Regions from separate parts of the Mus musculus genome. Here all the other regions are linked to region 1. Evidence: chromatin loops called from intact Hi-C (ENCODE). Cell type or tissue: left cerebral cortex. All regions are shown on one strand.

Region 1 (8,000 bases):
AACGCTTTCCTTCCTCTGCAGAGTGCTGCCTCCCAAAGCCCAGAAGAAAGCCAAGCTGCTGCCAGACACAGGGAGGACTAGAGGGCTTTGTTCCACAGCAAGGGGTGCAGAGGATACCCCCTCATCAGCTTGACCTTGCTGCTAGGTTTAATGAGGTCACTTGTTTGAGTTGGGAGAGTCTTGTGTCTTTCTGTATAGCCCATTTGAGTGCTTGTAGTTCTTCTCCTGGCTTTACTCCCAAGAGAAAACAGTTCCCGTTATTGAAAGTCTACTTATGTGCTCAGGACTTCACATGTATGAAGTCACCGGATTATCACATCATATTCATAAGGTAGGCGATAGTATCTCTAGTACACAGGAGACAAGGAAAGCCGAAAGTTCTTATCAATCGCATCTTGTAGCTGTAGACATTCTCTATTGGTCTGGGGGGCCCAAGATAATGCTTGTCATTCCTACCTGAACTCCAATGCTTCACCCATGATGTTAGATGGATTCCAGACTCATACATACCAGTCAAGCGCGCTACTTCATAGCTTCATCCCCAGCCCCACTCTGGTTCCTTATTGAAGAACAGATTCTCAAGAAGAGAGTATGTATGGGAATGGGCTTAAAGCCCCTCCCTGGTCCACACTGCCCACTCCAGTTTAGAGATGTGTCATTGTTGATCCTGGAATACCCTGGCTAGGGACAGAAGACTGATGGGAGATCTGTGGTCTCATTAGGCAATCAAGGGAAGACAGGATCCATCAGGTTAGGTTCAGGAAGTAGAAGAGCAGTCTGACTCCTTCTCTTGGGTGGGGCGAGACAGGTTGAATGAACTCTGTGACCTTTTTCTTAAACTTGCATTGCATTGCTCTTCTGAGACCTCTATGCTTCTGGCACATTATAAAAGGGGGGGGGGCAGATAAACAGGCTTAGGGAGATGGTTCAGCAGTTAAGCACATTTGCTGTTCTTGCAGAGGACCCAGGTTAGGTTCCCAGCACCCACACAACCACTCTCAACAGTCTGTAACTCAGAACCAGGGGTTCCAATGTTCTTTTGTGGCCTCCAAGAGCAGGCTGTCCTGGAACTCACTCTGTAGACCAGGTTGGCCTTGAACTCAGAAATCTGCCTGCTTCTGCCTCCCAAGTGCTGGGATTAAAGGTGTGTGCCACCACTGCCCGGCTTGTTTTTATTTTGTTTGTTTGTTTGTTTTGTTTTTTTAAGGAAGTGTTGCAGTTTCTTTAGTCATTGTGATGGATATTCTTGGCTGCCAACTTGACAGCATCTGGAATTAACTAAAAACCCAAGCAGCTGAGCATACCTGTGGCGGATTTTTCTTGGTTGTATTTTTTGAGGTTATGAGACCCTCCCTAAATCTGGGCCACACCTTCTCGTGGCATCCTATATAAAGGACACTGGAGAAAGAAGCTCTTTGCTTTTTGCCTGCTTGCCCTCACTCTCACTGGCACGCTCATCTATCCTGCTGCTAAGTCATTCTTTACTGCATTAGAGCCTACTTCTACTGGATCCTGATATACACTGAAGACCAGGCAAGACATCCAGCCTTGTGGAGTGAACAGCTATTGGATTCTTGGACCTTCTGTTAGGAGATAGCCATCTGTGGACTAGCTGGACCACAGCCTGTAAGTCACGCCAATAAACCCCATATATGTTTTTCTATCAGTTCTGGTTCTCTAGAGAACTCTGACCAATACAGTTATCTCTCTCCCTAAATTCCCCCTCCCCCCCTTTTTTTAAATCCATGCTGCATCTGTGCAGGCTTTTTGTTTTGTTTTGTTTTGTTTTTTGTTTTGTTTTGTTTTTTGAGACAGGGTTTCTCTGTATAGCCCTGGCTGTCCTGTAGCTCACTTTGTAGACCAGGCTGGCCTTGAACTCAGAAATCTGCCTGCCTCTGCCTCCCAAGTGCTGGGATTAAAGTTGTGAGCCACCACACCCGGCTTCTGTGCAGGCTTTTAATTTAGTTCTCTCAGCACCCCATTTGTGCAGGGGTGGTGGGGTGGCAGATTGTGAGCCCCACACATGCATACAAATGTATGAAGAAGCAGCTACCACCAGACCTCTGAGGTCAGGCCTTGGCACCCATAGGGTATGTGAGAATTGTGAAAGACTGCTCTCTGATTTATTTTTATTTATTCATTTTTCCTTGAAACATTTTTATTAGATATTTTCTTTATTTACATTTCAAATGTTATCCCCTTTCCTGGTTTCCCCTCTGAAAACCCCCTATCCCCTCCCCCCACCCCCTGCCTTCACCCACCCACCCACTCCCACCTCACTGCCCTAGCATTCCCCTACACTGGGGGCATGGAGCCTTCACAGGACCAGGGCCTCTCCTCCCATTGATGACTGGCAAGGCCATCCTCTGCTACATATGCGGCTGAAGCCATGGGTCACTCCATGTGTACTCTTTGGTTGGTGGTTTAGTCTCTGGGAGCTCTGGGGGGTCTGGTTGGTTCATATCTGATTTATTTTTAAAATGGACATCCATACATGTCCATGCCAGACCTGTTGGGGCCTTCCAGTAATCCTAACATTGGGCAGGTGGGAACAGGAGTGTGGGGAATTCAAGAACAGACCTATCCTAAAAGCAGAAAACAAGACCTTCCCACATGTTATTATAGGCCTTCAAGATTGTATGTTCCTCTTGGCTGAAGTACCCAGCACCAGCACTCATGGTTGGTGCCTGAAAGGGAAATTTCATTCCTGTTTCCTGCAGGACCCACGACTAGTTGAAAGGCCTATCTGAACTTGGCCTCATTGAGCTGATTTCCCACGTTCTGAATTCTAAATTGCCAAGGGCTTTTGTTGCCTTTCTTTTGTTGTTTTTACAGTAATGTCCATTGTTTTGCACCTCCTAAGAAGACCTCAGAAAAAAAATTCCATTTAATCTTTACAAACCAAATCGTGGACCTTGGAGGTCCAGGCCTTGATTGAGGCAAATTCTAGTTTTTGCACGGGCCTCAGTTTCTCCATCTTAGAAATGAGAATAATAACGACGACGATGATGATGATGATAAAAACAAAAAACAAAAAAACCCGACCTGATCTGCCTGCTTCAAAGATTAATTTGTATGAAATACGTTGAGGGCACACAGTGGGTGTGCAACACCATGTGAAGTGTGGATCTCTGGTAGCCTGAACCTTCACAATACCCAGATACCCAGAGTGAATGTTCTGCAAGCAGTTCCCTACAACTCCTACAATCAGGAGGTGACCCTTACTCCACACATGGATGGCAGGGAGGGCCAAGGAATCTTTACAGCAGCCACCTGAGCTGCGGAGGCTGCGAGCGGAGTCCTGGCAGGGCTGACCCCAGGCTGGGGATGAGTGGCGGGAGTCGTCTGGGTTGGCGTGGGCGGCGGGGGCAGCGGGCCCGGCGGACACGCGGGCGCTGAAGGAGTTAAACAGGGCCGGGGGCAGAGCGCCTGTCAGAAGCGAGCATGTGCAGTTTGCACCGCATCCGTACTATGGGTGAGTGCGGCCGCCGCCGCTTGGGGCTGGGTTCCGTGGGGCAGCAGCGGCTGCAGCTACCCGGGCCCCGCGCCGCCCCGGCGGCCGCGGACACTGGATGCGGGAATAGTCGCGGGCGGGTGGCGTGGGGGAGTCTCGTCCGGTCACTCGGCGCGGGGGGAGCCGGAGCGCCGGGCGTGGGGGCAGGGAACAGGCGGCGCAGGAGAGCGCCCCGAGTCCCGGCGCGGAGGAGGAGCGGGAGCCAGCCCGTGAGACCGCGCTCCTGGCCGCACCTGCGTCGGGCAGACGGCCGCCCGACCCTGCCTTGCCTTGCCCTACCCTCGTCCCCGGCCCCGCACCGGTAGGTGCCCACGATGCCCGCACAGAGGCCTTTCCGCCGCGGAGAGAGGTGTCTGCGCGGGGCGGGCAGCGCTGAGCGAGGGGGCGCGGGTGATGGGGCGGTGATAGGGAAGACCCGGCGACCCCGCGTGGGGACACTACCGGATCCCGCTTCCTCTTTGCTTTCGGTTTCGGAGAGGCTGCTGGGGCTGGAGAGCGAGCCGCAGATTAGATGCTGTGTCTGAGCTTGGATTCCCTGCGGGGGATGGGCGCACAGGGGGGCGTGTTGGTGAAAGGGGTGCACATTGGCAACTTTCCCCGCCTGAAACAAAGAGGTGCCGGGTTGAGACGAGGGTGAAAGACTTGACTGAGGATCTGAGACCTCTGAAGGTTGACATCTCCCTAACCCAGGGGAATGCACCCCGAGGCCCTCTGCAAAGGACAGAGGGGGGCGCCAGACTGGATGGACGCTGGAGAGCCAGGTCTTGGGAGTAGGGACCAGAGACCCTCCTGACTTTGCGGGTTGGGGAAGGAACCTTGTCAAAATGCCTTTTCTTCCGTCCGCATAAAAGAACTGGGTGATGGTGGGCTGCACACCTTGGCATTTTTTTTTTTCAGGTGGGTGCCTAGGTCAGTGCTCAGCCCCTGGTTGCTAGTTCGCCACCTGCATTCACCATCTCTGTTTCCTTGTGGGAACTGGAGGGTTGAGATGGGTAGCCCTATTTCTGGCAAGGCCAGGGAGGTATTGGCGTCTTTCCCAGGTGCCTTCTTTTCTCTCTTTCTATGAGGACCCGTTTCCCCTCTTTCCCTCACCGTTTCTCCTTTCCTTCCTGGGGTTTCTTAGGGGATGGAGGTATGATCTCTTCGTGCTCAGGGTTTGTGGTGTCTGGTTATTCCAACTTTGGTTAGATGCTCACGAAAGCTGCATTCCAGTGTAAACTTGGGGTTCTGCTTACCCATTGTTGAGTGTTCTCTGTACCCCAATAACAAATGATCATCATACTGGGGTCTTCAGAAAGCCTAGTCTCTCTCTCTCTCTTTCTCTCTCTCTCTCTCTCTCTCTCTCTCTCTCTCTCTCTCTCTCTCTCTCGTGTGTGTGTGTGTGTGTGTGTGTGTGTGTGATATGAAGAGGGGTCAAAGAGCGAGCTGATGAACCTCCCTTAAGAATAGTATAGGGTCTTTCTCTCTAGAAGACAATTGAGCCAGGTTCCAAGATCCCAATTCCCAATCTGTGTCTTTGGGAGCCAGGTTCCTCCAGCTTGCAGATGGCAAGCATGTGACCATTGGTTCCTGCCCTATGGCAGCACAGCCACCCAGGAGCTCCTGTCATCTACCTGGTTGCAAGGCAGAGCTTCACTCACTTGCTTCTCTGTTTGATCTGACCGGCGAGAGGCGGCACAGTAAGCTCTGTACTTCTGGGTGATCCTCTTGCATCTCTGTGAAGGAGCTAAGGACACATGTGGCTGGACCAAGGATGCATCTACAGGGACAACTAGGTCCAGAGACGTGAGGGGTGGGCTGAGGTGAACCTTTACCCTTTCTGAGACTTTGGGTTCAGAGACAGAGACAGGCATTAGGGTGATGGAACGAACGCTGGTCTTTGGAGAGAAATGATCCATCCATTTACTCTTGCTTTTGGCCACTGCAAGATAGGATCGAGGGAGATTCCAAGGACTTGTCGGGGATCACAGGAGAGAAGGAAGTGCCCTGAGTGTCCCATCTGTGGCCCTGGAACTAAAGTGGCTAAGGTTAGGTCGGGTGGCTCACCTAGGCAACACAGGTAGCATCATTTAATGTGGAGATCCTCTGTCCACTAGCGGGGTTGATTATGGCTCTGTCTCTGTTGGGTTTATCCCAAGCTGTTGATTCACAGGCTGAGGGTAGCTCCCAGTGGCCTGACCTCTCCAGCCGAAAGGGTATAAGAGGGCTTTTCTATGGACTGACTTTTTCAGATACACAATCTGTGAGGTAAGCGTGTGGGCTCCCTCGCCTCTCTCCTTGAAAGCGATGGGACATGATCTACATTTATAAACAGGTTTAAGAGCCTGGAGTTCTTGAATGAAAGATATGAGAAGAGTTAGTGACTCTTAGAGCGTGGTTATTTCAGTTGACTCTGGTTTGTGCGTTGTTTCGGAAGGGAAAAGTGTCATTTTACAGGGAAGGGCTCAATTACGGCTTTTGTGGTAGGGAAAGGTCGGTGTTAGTTTTAAAAGTGTCATTTTTTTTTAAATCAGAAAAGTTGCTATAGTACACAGGCGGTGGGTGGTTTTTCTGTCTGCCTCTACTCATGGGACATCTCTGAGCTCTCCAAAGCAGATGACAAACCAGGGCGTTCGTGGCAATTGCCCTTGAAGCTATGAAAAGGGTCTCTGGTGATGTGGGGGCCTCTGGTATCAAAGGGAGAGAGAGAGAGAGAGAGAGAGAGAGAGAGAGAGAGAGAGAGAGAGAGAGAGAGAGAGAGAGAGCTGGCTAAGAGCAGTAAAGTGAGGCAGCTTGGTTTAGCAGTGACCATATCAGATCTGGCTGTCCTTGAGGGAGAAAATGGATAGCTAACCCTCCCTGTGCTCTACTGCTCTCAAATTTGTGGCCTTTAACCCCCTTCTCCCCACCCCGGTCTCTACCCCCTAATTAAAGACAAGGTGGTTTAGGCTTTAGTGGGTTTTTTGTTTGGTTTTTTTTTTTTTTTTAAATTCAAGAACATTCCTTTTAAAGTGTGAATAGTTTCTGCCCTGGCACCCTGGGCTCCTTTTGTGCATACCTGGCCAAGGAAGGAATCCAGAAAGGGGTTAAGATCATCTGAAACTGGCTGTATTTTCTGCTTCTTCCCTCCACGCCATTTTGGAAACCAGTTTGTTTTTGAAAAGTAGAGTGTAAGCGAGTTTGAGGGGAAGGGGACAGGAGCTGAGTTTCTTGGTCCTGGTCCTCCAGTCACTCTCAGCACCACAGGATGACTGGTGTACGCTAACGTTTCTTTCCTGGGATTAGACAAGGTTTAGAATCAACTCTCCCATGACTCTTGGCTTAACCTTTTCCAGGATGCTAGAACAGGATTTGGGTGCTGTAGGTTTGTCACATGGTGACAAACGCCTGTAATCCTAACCCTTAGGAGGTAGAGGCAGGAGGAAGATTCGAGGACAGTCTGGTCTACCTATAGAGTTCCAGACCAACCAGGGCTATATAATGATACCTTGGCTAGAGGAAAAAATACATTTGCCTCGTATCCAGCTATGGGATGCTCCATGCTGTTGCCACTTATTGAAGTGTACGTGGGAAAGGAAGTGCTTTCTTCCTGTGACACACATCTCAACCTAACACTGAGGCTGGGTGGGTGAGCTGCTGAATCTCAGGCTAACGTGGAAAGCCTGCTCGCTTCCTTTTGCTCTCGTGCATTAGGCTCCAGGAGTGGGCTCTGCACGCCTCCAAGTGAAGGTCCTGCCTAGTCTTCATCTTGACATCAATTTCTCTCACCTGTAAATTTAGTGGGGTTGAAATTGTAGGGTGATGCTGGCCCTCGGCTTCTTCAGAGGAAGCTTTCTGTCCCTTTCCAGTGATGACATTTTCGTGATGGGGTTGGACATGGTCCATGGTCCACAGCCATTGCCACTTGCATCTCAGGACTTCTAGACCCCACCCTTTCTTCTTCTCTGATGGCTCTCGGGGGCTTCTGCTCTCTATCTCGGCTGCTGTTGTAGAAGAGCCAGAGACATGAATATTGTAGCAAACAGTCTACACGAGCAGGGACTGGGTCTTGAAACTGCTCTTTCCTCTGGAATCTTGGCAGTGTGAAAATTTCACTGGCCATGTGGCACTAGGAGAGCTAATCCATGCTGTATGCCAACAAGCCATGGTGTTGCCACCTTGGAGGTCTTAGGCAACCATACTGTGGAAATTTCCTGGGAGTAGCTTCCCTGTCATATCTGGGAGATGTTTTCTAGTAGTAGGTGTCTTGGTACTCCAGTTCTTAAAATCTTTTTACACCCTGTTCAGTGGTTTCCTCTGACACTCAGGCCTAGGGGTTGTGTTGTAGACGTATCGGTTGGGGATAGGGACGGTCTCAGCCATTTATTCTCTACTTTTGACAGTTGTGGATCTCTGTAATAGTCTTCATCTGTTGCAAAAAGGGGTCTCTTTGATGAGGGGTGAAAGCTACACATATCTGTGGGTATAAGGATGCGCATTTAGTTTACTATTAGAAATTATACTCGTT
Region 2 (8,000 bases), 87 kb after region 1:
CAAGCGCTGGGATTAAGGTATGTGTCCCTACACGTGACTATCTTTTCTTATTTTTGTCCTGATATGTTTTGAGCTGGTCATGGTGGCACATGCCTGTGATCCGGCACCGACAAGCCTGATGAGGGGGACTATAAATTCCTGCCAAGATGGGTTAAATTGTGAGGCCCTGTCTCAAGCAAACAACAACAACTTTTTAAAAACTTTGCCTGGGCTGGAGAGATGGCTCAGAGGTTAAGAGCACTGACTGTTCTTCCTGAGTTCAAATCCCAACAACCACATGGTGGCTCACAACCATCCATAATGAGATCTGATGCCCTCTTCTGGGGTGTCTGAAGATAGCTACAGTGTATTTATATATAATAAGTAAATAAACCAACCTTAAAAACAAAACAAAACAAAACAAAACTTTGCCCATTCAGATTCCAAATGAATTTTAATAATTATATATGTTATATAATACATCCCATTTTGTCTTTTTCCTCCCCATTTTAGTCTTATTATTCAACTTCACAATCAGAATTAAAGGAGCTGGAGAGGTGACTCAGTAATTTAAAGCAGGGACTACTCTCACACAGGAATACAGTTTGATTCCCAGTACTTATGCCAGGTGGCTCACAACTACCGGCAACTCTTAGATACAGGGAACCCCATGTCTGTGGCCTCAAGGGCACCTGTACTCATGTGCACATGGTCACACATACACATAATTTTTTTAAAAGATTTTTAAAAATCAGAAACACTGTTGGTGGTGGCACAGGATCCCAGCACTCAGGTGGCAGAGGCAAGTGGATCTCTGTGAGTTTGAGGCCAGCCTGGCCTACAGAAATAGTTCTAGACCAACCTGGCCTACAGAGATAGTTCTAGGACAGCCAGGGCTACACACACACACACACACACACACACACACACACACAAAAGTCTGTCTCAAAAACAAAACAAAACAAAAAATCAGAATGAAAATCCATCCCTAGGTCAATCAGGTTTTTCTTTACTCTTTCTATTTAATTTTTTTCTTTGAGTAAATATGTTTTACCCCAAAGCATTTACTCAACCCCAACCACATACTTTATTTTCTGAGTTTCTGTTTTGAACAATCTTGCTCTCTCCCTTTCTGTTCCCTTTCCCCTAGGCCACTCTTATTCTTGTGCTTACTAAAATAAAAGCATTTGACCCAAAAGCCACACAGCTAAAATGATACACTTCCACCCTCCTGACCCAGCAGATGTCATTTCTTGGCATCAGCCAGCAGCTGTCTTTGGATTGCTGAGGACGCTCACAGCTGCCTTTCCCTCTTGACTTTTCCCTCCCTGTAAATGGGCAGACTTATCTTTGCACTATCTTCCTGGATTAAAACATTACTCATCTTTAAAAGACTCAATATTCCAGAAGTGCCGTCCCCACTTAATGTATGAAACAGGAGGAGACAGTGTACTAAGTCGAATGATGTCTCCTCAGCATTCATGCCCTCCAGGATGGGACTGATTTTAAATAAGGCCTTTGCAAGCAGAATCAGTTATAATGAGGTCATACTGGGGTTAGGATGGACCCTACACCCAATGACTGGTGTCTTTATAAAAGAGAAAACACATGGAGAAGCCATGTTGTGAATGAGAGACAAAGTGGAGGAATGTGTCTGCAAAACAAAACATTCCATCATTGCCAACATACCCCAGAAGGTAAGAGACTCGGGACAGGTTCCCTCCCATCTTCAAAGAACCTAGTCCTTTGGACACCCTGAGTTCAGACTTTCGGCTCCTCAAGTGTGAGAGTACACACTACACTCACTTGTGAAGGCAGCTGTATGGATGGCTCCAGTCCATCTTCCTGGGCCTCTCCACTGCTGGCGTTTCATCCTTAGATCCGCTGAGACAGGGGAGGGGTGTTCTTGAAATCCTGCCCAGAGCAGAACATGAGCAGTCCCCCCTCTGGAATGCAAACATCAAGGAAGGACAAATTTTCTCCTGTTTCCTGACCAACTGCAAAATCTGTCTTTGTAGCAGGACTATTTATGGGACATTCTGGTTTCAAGTACCCAAGGCTCTGTCATCAAGGGATTCAGTGGGGCATAATTTAGAAGTTTCTGACCACCAGGCTTTCAGTCTTGGCTCCACCATCTTTTAGAGACCTAATTCTGGACAAGTCGCTAGACATTTTGAAACCCTATCTGTAAATGGAGACAATAATCATTTACTCCCAGCATGTCTTACGGAGTTAGTGCTAGAATCCGTGAGATGATTTATGGAAAAGCATTGTTTAAACTGTGAACCTCTGGGTAGATGTTTCCAATCACTAGTGACTACCCATGAAGCAGAAGGGGCCGGGGGAAGGGTTGAAAGAGCTCATGCTTCTTGCTCTGTATCTTTGTTTTGTGTGTCAGGTTTGTGTGTTTAAGATGTGTTTTTATTATTTTAACTAAGTTTATGGGGTGGTAGGTACACATGACTTCAGGTGACCTCAAAGGCTGGAGAACACATTGGATTGCCTAGAGCTGGAGTTAGAGGGAGTTGTGAACTGCCCAACTTGGGTGCTGGGAACTGAACTCAGGTCCTGTGAAAAAGCTGTTTCAGCCTCACACTCTGGGACCGCCTTTCCAGTCACTAGTCTCTTATGTTTATTTTTTGAGTTCTGAGGATCATGTTCAGGGCTTCCCATGTAATAGAGACAGGCCCTGCTGCTAAACCACACCCTGGCCCATTCCATGTCTTCAGTGAAGTAAAAGGTGGAAAATACTGTTAAAGATTTTTTAAATGAAGAGTGTGTGTGTATATGAGAGTGTGTTTGTGTGTATATGTGTGTGTGAGTATGTATTGTATGTGTGTGTGTGTTTGTGTGTGACCAGTAGAAGCGAAAAGAGGTTGTCAGATACCCTGGAACTGTAGTCCGGGTGTTGTGAGCTGCCTGGTGTGTGTCTCCTGGAAGAATAGCAGGCAAGTGCTCTTACACGCTGTGTCTTCTTTCTAACCCCTGTATCATGCCTGTAATCCTAACTAGCACCAAGGAGGTGGAAGCAGGAGGATCATCCAAGTTTAAGGCAGCTTGGGAGACTTGAAACCCTGTCTTTCAAAAAGTCGTTTTCAAAAACATTTACTGAAGAAGCGAAAGCAAATAAAATTCTCTGCCCTCATTCCAAGTTACAGGTATACTAAATGATAAGACAATACAAAGGGTCTACTGTTGGTTTGCTGGCTTGCAACACCTCTTACACAGGTGTTAGGTATAACCATCGCTGATAGTGTTATTAATGGAAAACTTCGCTTCCGGTTCAGCTTCAGCCTGATGGAGTTTGAAAAAGTTATTTTATCCCTGTGGGTTCTAATGTATATAAAATGAAATGATACATCTTAAACCTTAATATTTCTCCCAATGCTGTAATCCTAGCATCTCTCTGACTCCCATGAGGTCGTTCCACTTGCCATGAAGACCGACATTAAGATTACCAGATGAGGGATGGAGAGTTGGCTCAATGGTTAAAAACAATTATTGTTCTCACTGAGGACCTGAGTTCAATTCCCAGCACCCACATGTCTGCTTACAACTTTCTTGTCACACTAGGCACTCGTGATAAACATCATACATTCAGGCAAAACTTATTTATGTAAAATTATAAGATAAATATATTTTTAAATGTTTTTTGTTGTTGTTGTTTTGTTTTTTAGATCATTATATGAGGAAGCTGGCTGCTCAAAGATCATGAGGTTGCCAGGTCACATCACAGGTGAATGTGGGGTGGTGGTGGTGCAGGAATTCTTCCACAGACACAGAATGACAAATACCCAACACTTAAGGAAGGAAAGGACAGGCCTCGAGCCCAGGGTGGAAAGGCAGGACTGAGCTGAGTAAGCTGGGTCTCTATCCCTGACTTAGTCCAAAGGTGGAAGGAGACCGTGAGGTAGATTAACATGCAGTTCTCTGCAAAGGCAGGGTACATACAGCTTAAAAGCCACGCTGAGGAGGCGGGCTGCTTGAGTTTGTAGGCTTACGCAACAATCATGGCAATAGCACCCTCTAGAGGATGGTTGGAAGATTACATATGTGTAAGCACTAGGAGGCACCTAAGGAGCTCGCGTGGGTGTGTGGTAATTGTCCTCCCAACACAAAGGGAAGGAAACATGGCATGACCTGTGTCCTGTGTATGCATGCATGGCTATATCTTGAGCCTGTAACAGACCACATAATTAGAATGGATGTTTCCCTATAAGGGAGATAAAGGTAATAAAATGTATGGGGGAACTAACAAAAGTATACAAGCTACGCCTTGCCGCACGTGGGGCTCAGTCTTTGGATATAAATCTGCTGATCAAGTGCCAGAACAAATAAATGCTACGTCCTGGCAGAAAGCCTTTGTCCCGTTTCTCTGTTTGAAAACGCCACAACAGACGATAAATTTTAAGTTATTTCTTTTTCCGTTTGCATGTTTGGGCGCCAATGTGTATGGTTTTCATTTGGAGGGTCAAAGTTGATTTTGCACATCATTCTTGATTTCTCTCCTACCTTATTCAATGAAGCAGGGTCTCTCTGCCTAAACCCAGAGCTAACTGGTATGGGTAGTCTCTCCTGCCGTGTTGCTCTAGAGGGTCTTGTCTTCATCTTCTGAGGCGGGATTTAAAATGGGCTACCCTGTTCAAGCAGCTTTAGTCATGAGGATTGGGACTCTGGTCTTCACTTTTGCATGGCCAGTGTTTAATCACTAAGCGTCCCCGTCCCCCCCCCCCCCCCCCCAGCTATCACTGTGTATTTTACTCTGATCTTAAGGAGCAAGGTGCAGTTTGAGTTTGGTGCATTGAGGACACCTTGTGTATGTGGGTAGATAGCTTCTCAAATGTTCTAGAAACAGCAGAGATGCCCCATCTGGGGGAGTGGAGGCCAATACAACATTCCCAAGCTCCTATAAACACCAAGAATACTCCGACTGTGTCTTGGGTTTAGTACAGGAACCCTGAAAAGAAAGGAGGGAGCACAGGAGCGAGGCTTTGGCTCCAGCTTGGATCCCCTGAATCTGCTGCGGAGAGAAAGCACTTCTGCCACAGCCTCCTCCACCTTACCTGCCAATGACCATTTCAACGACGCGAGGTTTGGTTGCCCTCTAGTGGCCACTCTGATGATGAAACTCACTTAAAACTGGCAGCAACGTGGTGTAGTACTTGCCCCTCCCCTTTGTTTCTCCTCTCCCCTCTTCTCCCCTCCCCTCTCTTCCCTTCCCCCTCTTTCCTGTCCTCTCCTCTCCTCTCTTCTTCCCTCCCTTCCCTCTCCTCTCTCCTTTCTTCTCTCCCTTCCCCTGATCTTTTTTTTTTTTTCTTTCCATTTTTTCTTTCTCCTCTCTCTGGCCCCATCCTTAACTTAATTTACTTATTATTGTAACTTTTACCATAGTTAATTTTTAGCTTCATACTTTACATTTTTGCCATTTTCCGCCTATGGTCATTCGTGGTAATAAACTTTGAGTGTATTTCTTTAAAAAAAAAATAGCACACCTTTAATCCCAGCACTTGGGAGGCAGAGGCAGGTGGATTTCTGAGTTCGAGGCCAGCCTGGTCTACAGAGTGAGTTCCAGGACAGCCAGGGCTACACAGAGAAACCTTGTCTCAGAAAAAAAAAAGAGAGAGAGAGAGAGCTGGGAGTGGTATAATATATATTTAATCCCAGCATTTAGGAGGAAGGGGCAGGAAGATCTCTGTCAATTTAAAGCCAGTCTGGTCAACATAGCAAGTTCCAGGCCAGCCAGGGCTACATGATATATAAATAAATAAATCTTAAAAAAAAAATCTAAGTGTGGTGGCATGTGCCCTCAATCCCAGCACTCGGGAGGCAGAGACAGAGGGATTTTTTGAGCTGGGGCCAGCCTGGTCTACAAAGCAAATTCCAGGACAACCAGCTTTACACAGAGAAGCCTGTCTCAAAAAGCCACCAACAAAAAAGGTTGTAGAGGGGACACAGTAAGAATGTCAATGTATGGGAAAGCCACCATATGGATGAGAAACTAGCAAGGAGACTGAGATTTTTTTTTTTTTTTTCTGAGACAGGATTTCTCTGTATAGCCCTGGCTGTCCTGGAACTCACTCTGTAGACCAGGCTGGTCTTGAACTCAGAAATCTGCCTGCCTCTGCCTCCCTAGTGCTGGGATTAAAGGCGTTCGCTACCGCGCCCGGCTGAGACTGAGATTTTTGAAGAAAAAAAAATCAATCTGAAATTCTGGAGATGAAAAACTCAGTGAAGGGCCAGTGAAATGGCTCTGTGGGTAAAGGCAGTAGCTGCCAGGCCCGATGACCTGGGTCTGATCCACGGCACCCACAGGACAGAAGGAGAGGACTGGTTCCTGCAAGCTCCCTTCTCACCTTCTGAACTCAAGACACACAGGTTTGCCGTGCCCTGTGTCCTCGCCACCAGAAAATAAATCAGTTAATGCAATTTTTAAACTTAAAAAAAAAAAAGCTGAATAAAGCAAACAAAAAGTACAGTGGGAAATACTCACCCTGAAGGCTCACCCTGCAGAGAGGCAGGAAAACTGCCAAAAGTTTGAGGCTACCTTGTTCTACACAGTAAGTTCTGTGCCAGCCCAGTCTCCATTGTGATACCCTGTCTTAAGAAAACAAACAATAGTAGCAAGGGAAACAATGGAAAGCGACACCAAAAGAGTAAGTCAAGCAGAAGAGGGAACACCCAGGACAGAGGGCAAGGTTGAGGGAATGATATATAGTTCTGCCTGCATTCACACCTGCATGCCAAATGGGGGCACCAGATCTAGAGGATCTGACACCCTCTTCTGCCCTCCATGGGCATCAGGCATTCAAGCAGTACAGAGATATACAAGCAGGCAAACACTCATCTGTAAAATAAGGCAGGCAGAACTCTACAAGTTCAAGGCCAGCCTGGTCTACACATCAAGTTCCCCTCCAGCCAGTCAGGCCTGCATAGTGAGATTCCATCTCAAAAAAAAAATTTTTTTTTTATTCATTATATGAGTATGTGTATATCTCTGTGTGGGTTTGTGCTGCTGAGTGCAGTGCCCATGGAGGCCAGAAGAGGGCGTCAGATCCTTGGGTCTGGAGTTAAAGATGGCTGTGGTTGATGTAGCACAAGGAACAGAATTCAGGTCTTCTGCAAGAGTGTATGCTCTTAACCACTGAGTCATCTCTCCAGCCCTTGGTAACCCTAACAACTAAAATAGTAATAATGGCATTATTTTAAAACCTATATTTTCACCTGGGTAGTAGTGGCCCACGCCGTTATTCTCAGCATTCAAAAGTCGGAGGTAGGTGGATCTCTTGAGTTTGAGGCCAGCCTGGTCTACGGAGTGAGTTCCAGGGCAGCCAGGACTACACAGAGAAACCCTGTCTCAGAAAAAAACAAAACAAAACAAAACAAAAACCTGTAGTTTTTCTGCTATCAATGTCCTTATACATTACACAGCTATTCCATCCACTCAGAATTCCTTATATGTCGCCTTTGCTCACCAAGCGCAGGCCTGGGGAAGCTGTGCTTGGGACTCTCCTACGAGAGTCCAGATACACTCGTGAGAAAAGAAGCAGGAAAGACATGGAGAAGTTCATATACTCACAAGCCCAGAGACAGGAAGGGCTGCAGTCAGAAACTCTAAGACACAAGGAAGGAGAAAACTTAGGCTGTGGTCTTTAGTGAGGGAAGGTCAGGAAGGCAGGAGGAACAGTCTGGGATTGCCCATAAAGGGCTCTACAATTTTGGGGTGCCCCTGGTTGTCTTGTGCCTGGCCCTTGGATGACTTCGAGATGATTAAAGCAGAAATGTGTTGTCTCCTGGGGTGTACAGGCCAGATAGGGGAGGGGTGCCTCTGGACTGGTTAGCATGCATATCAAAAGTACGTGTCTTGGCGTTTCTAAGAACTGTCTATCTCCAAAAGTGTCAGTCTCTTCCTATGCCAAAACCTCTCTCATGCTAGGGAATCTACCACTGTGATACTAGCCTGGTCCTTCAAATAGGTTTAGGGGTGGGGTAGTGTGTGTGTGTATGTGTGTGTGTGTGTGTGT
Region 3 (8,000 bases), 80 kb before region 1:
TGGAAACCTTCCTATCCCTGAGCTATAAAAGCCTGCCTTCACATCCAAAGCTGAACCCCATCTCAGGAGGAGGCAGCCCGTGTATGTGAATTTTTAAAGCTTGCTTTAATTAATTTGGTCATGATGATTTGGGTGGCGGTCTTTCTCCTCTCGTTTTTTTTTTTTTTTTGGATTAATATACTCTTTAGCAGCTGAGCCATCTGCCCAACTCAAAGCCTACCTTCTCTTCCCATGCATCCTAGCCTTGCTAGTTTTTTGATTCCTGTGACTGAAACCCATTCCAGCCTCCAACTTTGTTTTTTCCTGGTCCTTCTTTCTGGAGACTACCCCCACCTCCACCCCAACTCCCCACAGAACAGTGTGGCCCTTGTAGGTTTAATGGCGAAGACCTTTAAGACCTTTACTTAAAGCTGCCCAGACCTTCTACTAGTCTGAACATTTTTGTCAATAACACTACTTAAGTTACGTCTATTTTTTTTTTTTTTTCCTACTAGGAAAGAAGCTATGTAGAGACAGAAATCTTCAGTACCTAAAATCCCTTCGCAGGGAAATGAATGAATGAATGAATGAATGGTTACACCTGCAGACCATTTTGGGGGAGTCTTTCTGGCGTAACAATATAAATGAGTCAGTCAAATGAACAGAGATCTTAATCTGCCCAAAACTGGTGCCGCGGTTCTGGGGAGTTTGGGCTAAGGATAAACTGGGAGAACTTGCTGCAAGTCCCAGCCCTGCTCTCAGTGAGCGACTACGGCTGCGCGGACAGGCAGGGCTCAGCCGCTTCCGGGATGGTCGGGAGCCAACGAGACTTCGAGCCTCCGGGTGGGCTAGAGCGGCGCGACATTCAGGTGTGTGCGGCCATGGAGGACGAGAAGAGCTTCTCCGATATCTGCGGCGGCCGCCTAGCCCTGCGGTGCCGCTACTACTCACCGTACTGCCGCGAGTTCGGCCTCAGCTCGGCTCGGCTGTCGCTGTGCTCGCTCACCGCGGTCACCTGCGCGGTGTGGCTGGCGGCCTACGGGCTCTTCACCCTGTGCGAGGTAAAGGCGGGCGCTCGGCCGGCGCAGGCAGCTTGGAGAGGTCTCGGGGCTGACCCGTGGGTCCGGGAGGGTGGGGACTCCCTGGATCAGGGTCGCCGTTCCACGGCAGGACTGCCCTCCCTCCCCGAGAAGTTTGTGCTTCTGGACGTTCTACCACAGTGGACCTACTTGCCCTGCTCATTCATGGAACATAACCTCCTCAGAGAACTCAGTGCATCCTCCCGCATCACTTACTGGGTACCAAAGCCAACGGATAGCAGGCGTGCGACAGAATTACAGAAAAGTTTTTGCCTCCACAACTGTGCAGTACAGAATCTCCACCTAATATCTGTTTCTCAAGGCCAGGTCAACTACCATCCCCTCTCCCAACCCTTCCCCAGTTTAAGTGCATTTTCTAAAGTGTTGCCAGGTCTAAGACACGAGGGTTTTCTATGCTCAGTTTTCAGACTTTCTAATCTTTTTTCCCCCCGAGCCTCATTTTTAACATCTCTAAGTTGAAATTAATGGTTCAAAATATTGCGAAGGTCAACTGCTATTATTTTGTGACAGTTCCCAAGCAAAAAGAGTCATCCGATTGGCCTTTGTTCAGGATGTTCTGTTCTGTTTTAACTCCCTGTATAGCCCTAAAATGAATATATTATTCCAGGAGTGATCTTAATAGAGCCAGTACACCAGAACTGTTTATTTCTGCAATTTTCATATTGTTTGTATTAAAACATCCCTTAGCTTTTTTCTATTCTTTTGCTATTATTATTATTCTTACTTTGTCTGGACTGGAAGGCTCTATGTGGAGCCTGCCTCTGCCTCCCTAGGGTTAGGATCAAAGGTGTGTGTCATCATACCTGGTTCAATCACATTTATGCTATCAAAGTGTGTGGCAGAGCATCATAATTTGCACAGATTTTCATAGATGAAGTTAAGTCCCCTCACTGAGGGTCTGGGGAATGAATGGCTCATCAGATGACTGCAGCGACTGCCAAACCTGACCACCTAATGCCAAACCTGACCACCTAATGCCAAACCTGACCACCTAAGCCGAATCCCCAGAACCCACATGATGGGAGGGAAGAATGGATTCAAAAAAATTGTCCTCTGACCTCTGCACAATAAATAAATATAAATAGTAGGGGCTGGTGTGGTGGTGCACACCTTTAATCCCAGCACTAGGGAAACAGAGGAAGGAACATCTCTGAATTCAAGGCCAGCCTGGCTACATCAGTCTACATTACCAGCTCCAGAACAAACCAAGGCTACACAGTGAAACCCTGCCTCAAACACAACACAAATAGTATTTTTTAAAAGACTCCTAATCTTTACCAATTTATATTTAAAAGTGTCTTCACAGGTCAGTTGAAGTTATTAAACTGACCTAGTCCTTCCCCAAAATTTTTAATATAATTGGATTTTTATTCTTTTTTGGGGGGATGGGGAGTGTTGGGGTCTTACCATGTAGCCTTGGCTGTTCTTGAACTCACTGTATAAACCAGGCTGGCCTGTAACTCAGAGATTCACCTGTCACTGCCTCACAAGTGCTGTTGTTAAAGGGATACATCACCATGCCCAGTTGAATGTTAATGCCAGCCTATGTTCCTGATACCCGTGCAGTTATCTGCTGAATTTCTTATTTCAACCCCCCGGGGGGGTTCATAAAGAGTAATACTTTAATAACCTTGACATTGATAAAGTGACAAAGCTGGGCTTCCAAACTGGAGCTGCCTGACTTTGAAATCCCTTTCCATTGTACTTTGGCCTCGCAGATCTCAGGCAGTTGCAATTGTTACTGGTTGGTTTGTTCAGAGATACAGGGTCTTGCTATGTAGTTTAGGCTGTCCACACACTCTGCTTCGTCCTGGTTCAGCCCCTGTGAAGGCCTGGGCTGACAGGTGAGTGAACCACACCCAGCTCAGAGCTGTTCTGTCAGTTCCCTACTGCACTCATCTCTCTGGCATGGACACCCAAATGTCCCCCAAATGCACAAGTAATTGTGCTCTCTTCCATTACTTCAAGACTTCCCGAGGCCTCTGTGTGCAAGAGTTCAGATCTCTGCTCCTATTCAAACTCATTCATGGAAAGAACTCTCAAAGGACTCCTTCAGATGTGTGGCTCAACCCTGACTCAGATGAGCGGTGTGCATCCTTAGAATTTTGGCCAGGAAAATGGACTTTGAGGCAGATTATCTTAACAGAGGCTGAGTGGGTAACATTCCCTAAGCATTCATTGTTCTTCAGCCTGTCATCCCCTGCTTTTGATCGGTTTAGTTAACATCACTCCAATCTGCAGTGCAGTACCCTTTCAGCAGAGTGCACCTGTCAGCATGCACTACTTCTCTGCACCACCTGGGTCCTGAGGCCTTGGAAGTCTTTATGGAACAGCTGTGTGCATTGATCTATCTCTCTGTCTCCCTCTCTTCTTTTTCCCTCTCCATCATTTTTTCCTTCCTTCCCCCCTTCCTCTTCTCTTTCTCCTCCCTCTGACACTTTAAAGTCAGTAACACAGTATTCTAGACTTTTGTTTTTTAATCATTCTTGCAACCTGTAGAGGGCTGAGTTTTACCTTGGCTTTCTTCCACGGTGCTTATTTAGTTTGCACTGCTTGCAAGACACCACCCTGCACCTGAAGTTAATTAGCAGAAAGTAGCTGTTTCTGGGTCATCAGAGGCCCTGTTCTCACTCCTGCTTACCAGCCAGAAATAATCATCTGAACGGAAGTCATCAAGCTCTTTCTTTAAAAGGCCAAATTAATATTTTAGGCTTTGTGGATCCCTGTCCCATATTCTTTTGTCCTTTTATTTAAAATTTATGTGTATGGGTGTGTTGCGTATATGTCTGTACATGACATACATGCCTTGTGCTCAAGGAGGTGAGAAGAGGGTGTCAGGTCCCCTGGAACTGGAGTTATAGACAGTTGTGAACTTCCACATGGGTGTTAGAATATGAACTCAGGTCTTCTTGAAGAACAGCCAGTGCTCTTAACGGAAGAGCCATCTCTCCAGCCTGCTTTTTGTTATTTGTTGTTTGTTTAGAGACAGGGTCTCACTGTGTGTGTAGCCTTGTCTGGCCTGGAGCTCGGTGTGTGTAGTCCTGATCCACCTGCCTCTGCCTCCTGGGAGCTTGGATTACCATGAGCCACTGCATCTGCTTCTTTTTGTTCTTCCATCAACCTTGTAAAAAATGTTAAGAGCCATTCTTCGCTCAGAGTTGGCAAGCAGAAGTGTGTGGCTGAACTCGTTTGTTAAAATTCTTGGTTTTTGTTGTTTTGCTTTGGTGTTTGTTTGTTTTTAAAGATTTATATATTTAATGTATATGAGCACACTGTAGCTCATATACACACCAGAAGAGGGCATCAGATCCCATTACAGAGGGTTGTGAGCCACCCTGTGGTTGCTGGGAATTGAACTCAGGACCTCTGGAAGAGGAGTCAGTGCTATTTCCCCTTCATCTAGGTTCCCTCATCTGTTCACCTCACAGCATAGCCACCAGAGCAGAGGCCTTTTCCTCATTGTCCAGTTCACTTGCTGAATAGCATAGGCGTGTGCAGAGGGGCATTTGGTGATCTTACTGCCTGCGTCTGGCTCTCTCTTCAGAATAGCATGGTCCTCTCTGCCACCATCTTCATCACCATCTTAGGCCTGCTTGGTTACCTCCATTTTGTGAAGATTGACCAGGAGACTCTACTAATCATCGACTCACTTGGCATCCAGATGACTTCATCTTATGCATCGGGCAAAGAAAGTACCACCTTCATAGAGATGGACAAGGTCAAGGACATTATCATTAACGAGGCTATCTACATGGTAAGTGTCTAGGTGGTACTTCTGGGCCCTGCAGAGGAGGCAGTCAGCCCATGGGGTGTGCTGGGACCTAAACTGCATCCAAATACAGCATTCATTGTCACAGAACTAAATTTAAGGTGCCTCTGTTCCAATACAAGTAGTTTTTTGACTGGCATGCCTGTGAACTGTAGAAGAGAAACTTATATTCAAGTAAAAGTTTCTTTATAGTCGTGTTTTCCTCGGTGATGGGGTATGTTGCAAGGAATGTGTTGTTCACAAGGTTGTTGGCTGTACAGACATCAGAGCACATACTACACTTAGATGGTATAGTCACTCAGACATCCCAGTGATGGTATGTAATAAACACAAGGTGCTTGGGGTTGCTGCCAAGTGTAACACTGAATGCTGCTTTCCAGTAATCTTTTGTGTCAGGGTCTCATTGAATAGTTTATGCTGGCATTGAACTTCCCATCCTCCTGCCTCTTTCCCCTTTTGCTTTTGTTTTTGCTTATCCGTGTGTGTGTGTGTGTGTGTGTGTGTGTGTGTGTGTGTGTGTGTATCCTGCTGAGGCCAGAGAGGATGTCAGATCCCCTGAAAATGGTGGTTGTGAGCTACCCTACATGGGTGCTAGCTAGGTACTGAACTCTAGTCCTGTGGAAGAACAGCAAGCACAATTACCTGCTGAGCCATCTCTTTAGCTGCCTGCCTCTACTCTTTTTTTGTTTGTTTGTTTGATTTTGAGACAGGGTCTCACTGTGAGGCCCTAGCTGATCTGGAACTTACTATGTAAACCAGGCTGGTCTTAAACTCAGAGATCTACCTGCTTTTGCCTCCTGAGTGCTGGGATTAGAGACGTATGTCACCATGCCTGATTAACAGGAGTAGGAGTACACTCCATTAAAAAGCATAGCAAATATGTAAACTGTGACTATTTTGAAGAAGTAGCCGATTGTCATGGATAGAGAGTCACCATTCCACCTTTAATCTCGTAGCTCAGATGCAGACATGTCTTTTTGTTTGTTTGTTTACGTCCTCTAGGAAATGAGGTTATGTTGCCCAGGTCTAATATCTAACCTACTCTCAGGCAGCCACCTGCCTTGGTCCTGGTTGGTGGGACTTTTGGTTCGTGGGGGCATACTTGGCTTTTTTTTTTTTTTTTGGGGGGGGCTGGCCTTTTAAAGGACAAAATGTAGGCAACTGGACACATGAAATTATGAAGGAAGATATAAAGCTAATTGCTATTCTAGTTTCAACTCTGTCGTGCTTTTTCTTATTTTGTAGTGGATACGTGGCATAAAAGTGTAGTTGATGAAGTATAAAACCCTAAGTGAGGCCCTGCGGCTTCAGAGTGGCCATCCTGATTGTATATAGTGTGAGTAACTACCTTAATCTAGCCATGCTGTTTCTATTTGTGAGCATATTACAATACAGTGGGTGATCTCTTGCTGCCACAGCCGCTCATGCCTTTCATCCTAGCACCTAGGAGGCAGAGGCAGGTGGATCTCCCTGATTGAGTCCAGCCTGGTCTACAGAGGGAGTTCCAGGCTAGCCAGGACTACCTAGTCAGATCCTGTCTCAAGAAAACCAAAACAAATATATTTTTTATATTTAAAATAAAAATAAGAGATGAAAATGTCTTTTTTTTTTTTTGAGACAGGGTTTCACTGTGCAGCCGGCTAGCCTGGAACTCACTCTGTAGATCTTTCCTCGAACTCACAGAGATCCCCCTGCCTCTGCTTCCCAAGTACTGGGATTAAAGACGTGTGCCACTGCCACCACCACCACCCCCTTGGCAAACATATACTTTTCTTGTACTTCAGAAGTTGTCAGATATTCCACTACATAATAGATGTAGTGTAATACCTTTCATAAAGTATTTCCCTGGATGAGAAGGACTTTTTAGCCTTCCCCTGAAGAAAAAAGAAAGAAGCTGAGTTTCACTGCGGTCTCTGGTTTCTTGTCTTACAGCAGAAGGTCATTTACTACCTCTGCATTTTACTGAAGGAGCCGGGGAAGCCACACGAGATCTCTCGAGTAGTTCCTGTCTTCCAGGTGAGCACCGTGCTCTCCCTTCTCCTGTAAAACCCTGACTTCTCTTTCTGCTTACCCTTACGTCTTTTGTTCAGCAGCACATGAACGTCTATTGACAGAGTACTGGCAATATCTCACAACCAATTTGAGTAAAGGGAGTTTTTTAGATTTTAGAGAAGAGAGTTACCAATCCTATAACCACTTCTGCCTGCAATCACATTCTTGTACTTCAGGTCTGTCCATCTATGTTTTCACAGTGATATCTTATGGGTGAGGGTTTTTTTACATATATATTATACATAATATGTAATAAATATTATATATATATTTTCTATCAGAACCATTATACTTAAATTATATTTAATTATATTGAAATATCAGCTTATTTAGCTATGTTATTGATAGGTTTTAGATAATGCTTAGACTATCTTTTGTTTTGATTTACAATAAAAACCACTATGGTGGCACGTTCCCTAAACCCCCTCATTGTAAACTATCAGTCTTCTATGCTAGATGAGTAGAACCTAGAGACCAGTTATGTATTTGTAATAATTTTGTGTTATTTTGAATAGGAAACATTTATTAAAACTGGATGTTCTTTATACAGTTTTCCTATCCTGTGGCTTGTCTTAATTTTAATTGTATTACATTTTATAGTACAAAATCTTCTCAGAATGTTTATATTAAACTACCCATCTAGGCTCTGAGGCTTATTTCATAACTTGAAACATTTTCTGAGATGGTCGTGCCACTGTCATATAATTTTGTCAGGCTAAAAGCTGTATTTTGCGTGCGTGTAATCCCAGCATTCAGGAGGCAGAGGCAGGCAGATCTCTTGAGTTTGAGGCAGCCTGGTCTACAAAGTTAGTTCCAGGACAGCCAGGGCTACACAGAGAAACCCTGTCTAGAAACCAAACCAAACCAAAGCCAAATCAAATAAAAACCTGTCTTTATTCCCCACACACCCACATACAAAGGCTGGATTTGGAGACCTCCTGGCAGAGCACTCATTCCCTCAACCTTGTGTCTCTTAGTTCACGGCTGCCATTTAGAGCCAGTGGTGTATGTGAGAGGTTAAGGGGCCAGGTGGATTCTTCTTACACTCTCCTTGACTCTGTATTTCTCCACTTTGGAATTCAGAGTGCCAAGCCCCGGTT

Evidence for each region. Hi-C counts contacts between places; a loop is a spot of excess contacts. Peaks named below come from ENCODE experiments on the same cell type or tissue, not always from the same donor. Only the 100,000 strongest peaks of a DNase experiment are listed, where the experiment ranks them.
Region 2: it touches region 1 in a loop (5-fold over the local background); 22 of 42 quality-filtered maps call a loop at or near these places.
Region 3: it touches region 1 in a loop (2.4-fold over the local background); 2 of 42 quality-filtered maps call a loop at or near these places.

What each region holds. Positions count from the first base shown.
Region 1 is chr12:79,002,788-79,010,787 of GRCm38, reverse strand. It overlaps Tmem229b (transmembrane protein 229B), which reads left to right and starts at 3,511. Exons shown (of 3, transcript NM_178745.5): 1 at 3,511-3,815. In left cerebral cortex, CTCF peaks have their summits at 3,497 and 4,238 (motif pointing right); DNase peaks (open chromatin) are centred at 3,418, 4,127 and 5,165; H3K4me3 peaks cover 1,640 bases; H3K27ac peaks cover 1,502 bases.
Region 2 is chr12:78,915,505-78,923,504 of GRCm38, reverse strand. It overlaps Gm46359 (a long non-coding RNA gene), which reads right to left and starts at 6,982. Exons shown (of 3, transcript XR_001780635.2): 1 at 6,470-6,982; 2 at 1,786-1,925. In left cerebral cortex, CTCF peaks have their summits at 331 (motif pointing left), 4,016 (motif pointing left), 5,080 (motif pointing left) and 7,005 (motif pointing right); DNase peaks (open chromatin) are centred at 3,990 and 5,076; H3K27ac peaks cover 344 bases.
Region 3 is chr12:79,082,480-79,090,479 of GRCm38, reverse strand. Pigh (phosphatidylinositol glycan anchor biosynthesis, class H) reads left to right here and starts at 810. Exons shown (of 4, transcript NM_029988.2): 1 at 810-1,040; 2 at 4,624-4,833; 3 at 6,781-6,864; 4 at 7,984-8,000. The coding sequence starts at 861. 9230116L04Rik (RIKEN cDNA 9230116L04 gene) reads left to right here. Exons shown (of 3, transcript NR_110486.1): 3 at 495-1,775. In left cerebral cortex, a CTCF peak has its summit at 3,403; a DNase peak (open chromatin) is centred at 793; H3K4me3 peaks cover 1,256 bases; H3K27ac peaks cover 555 bases.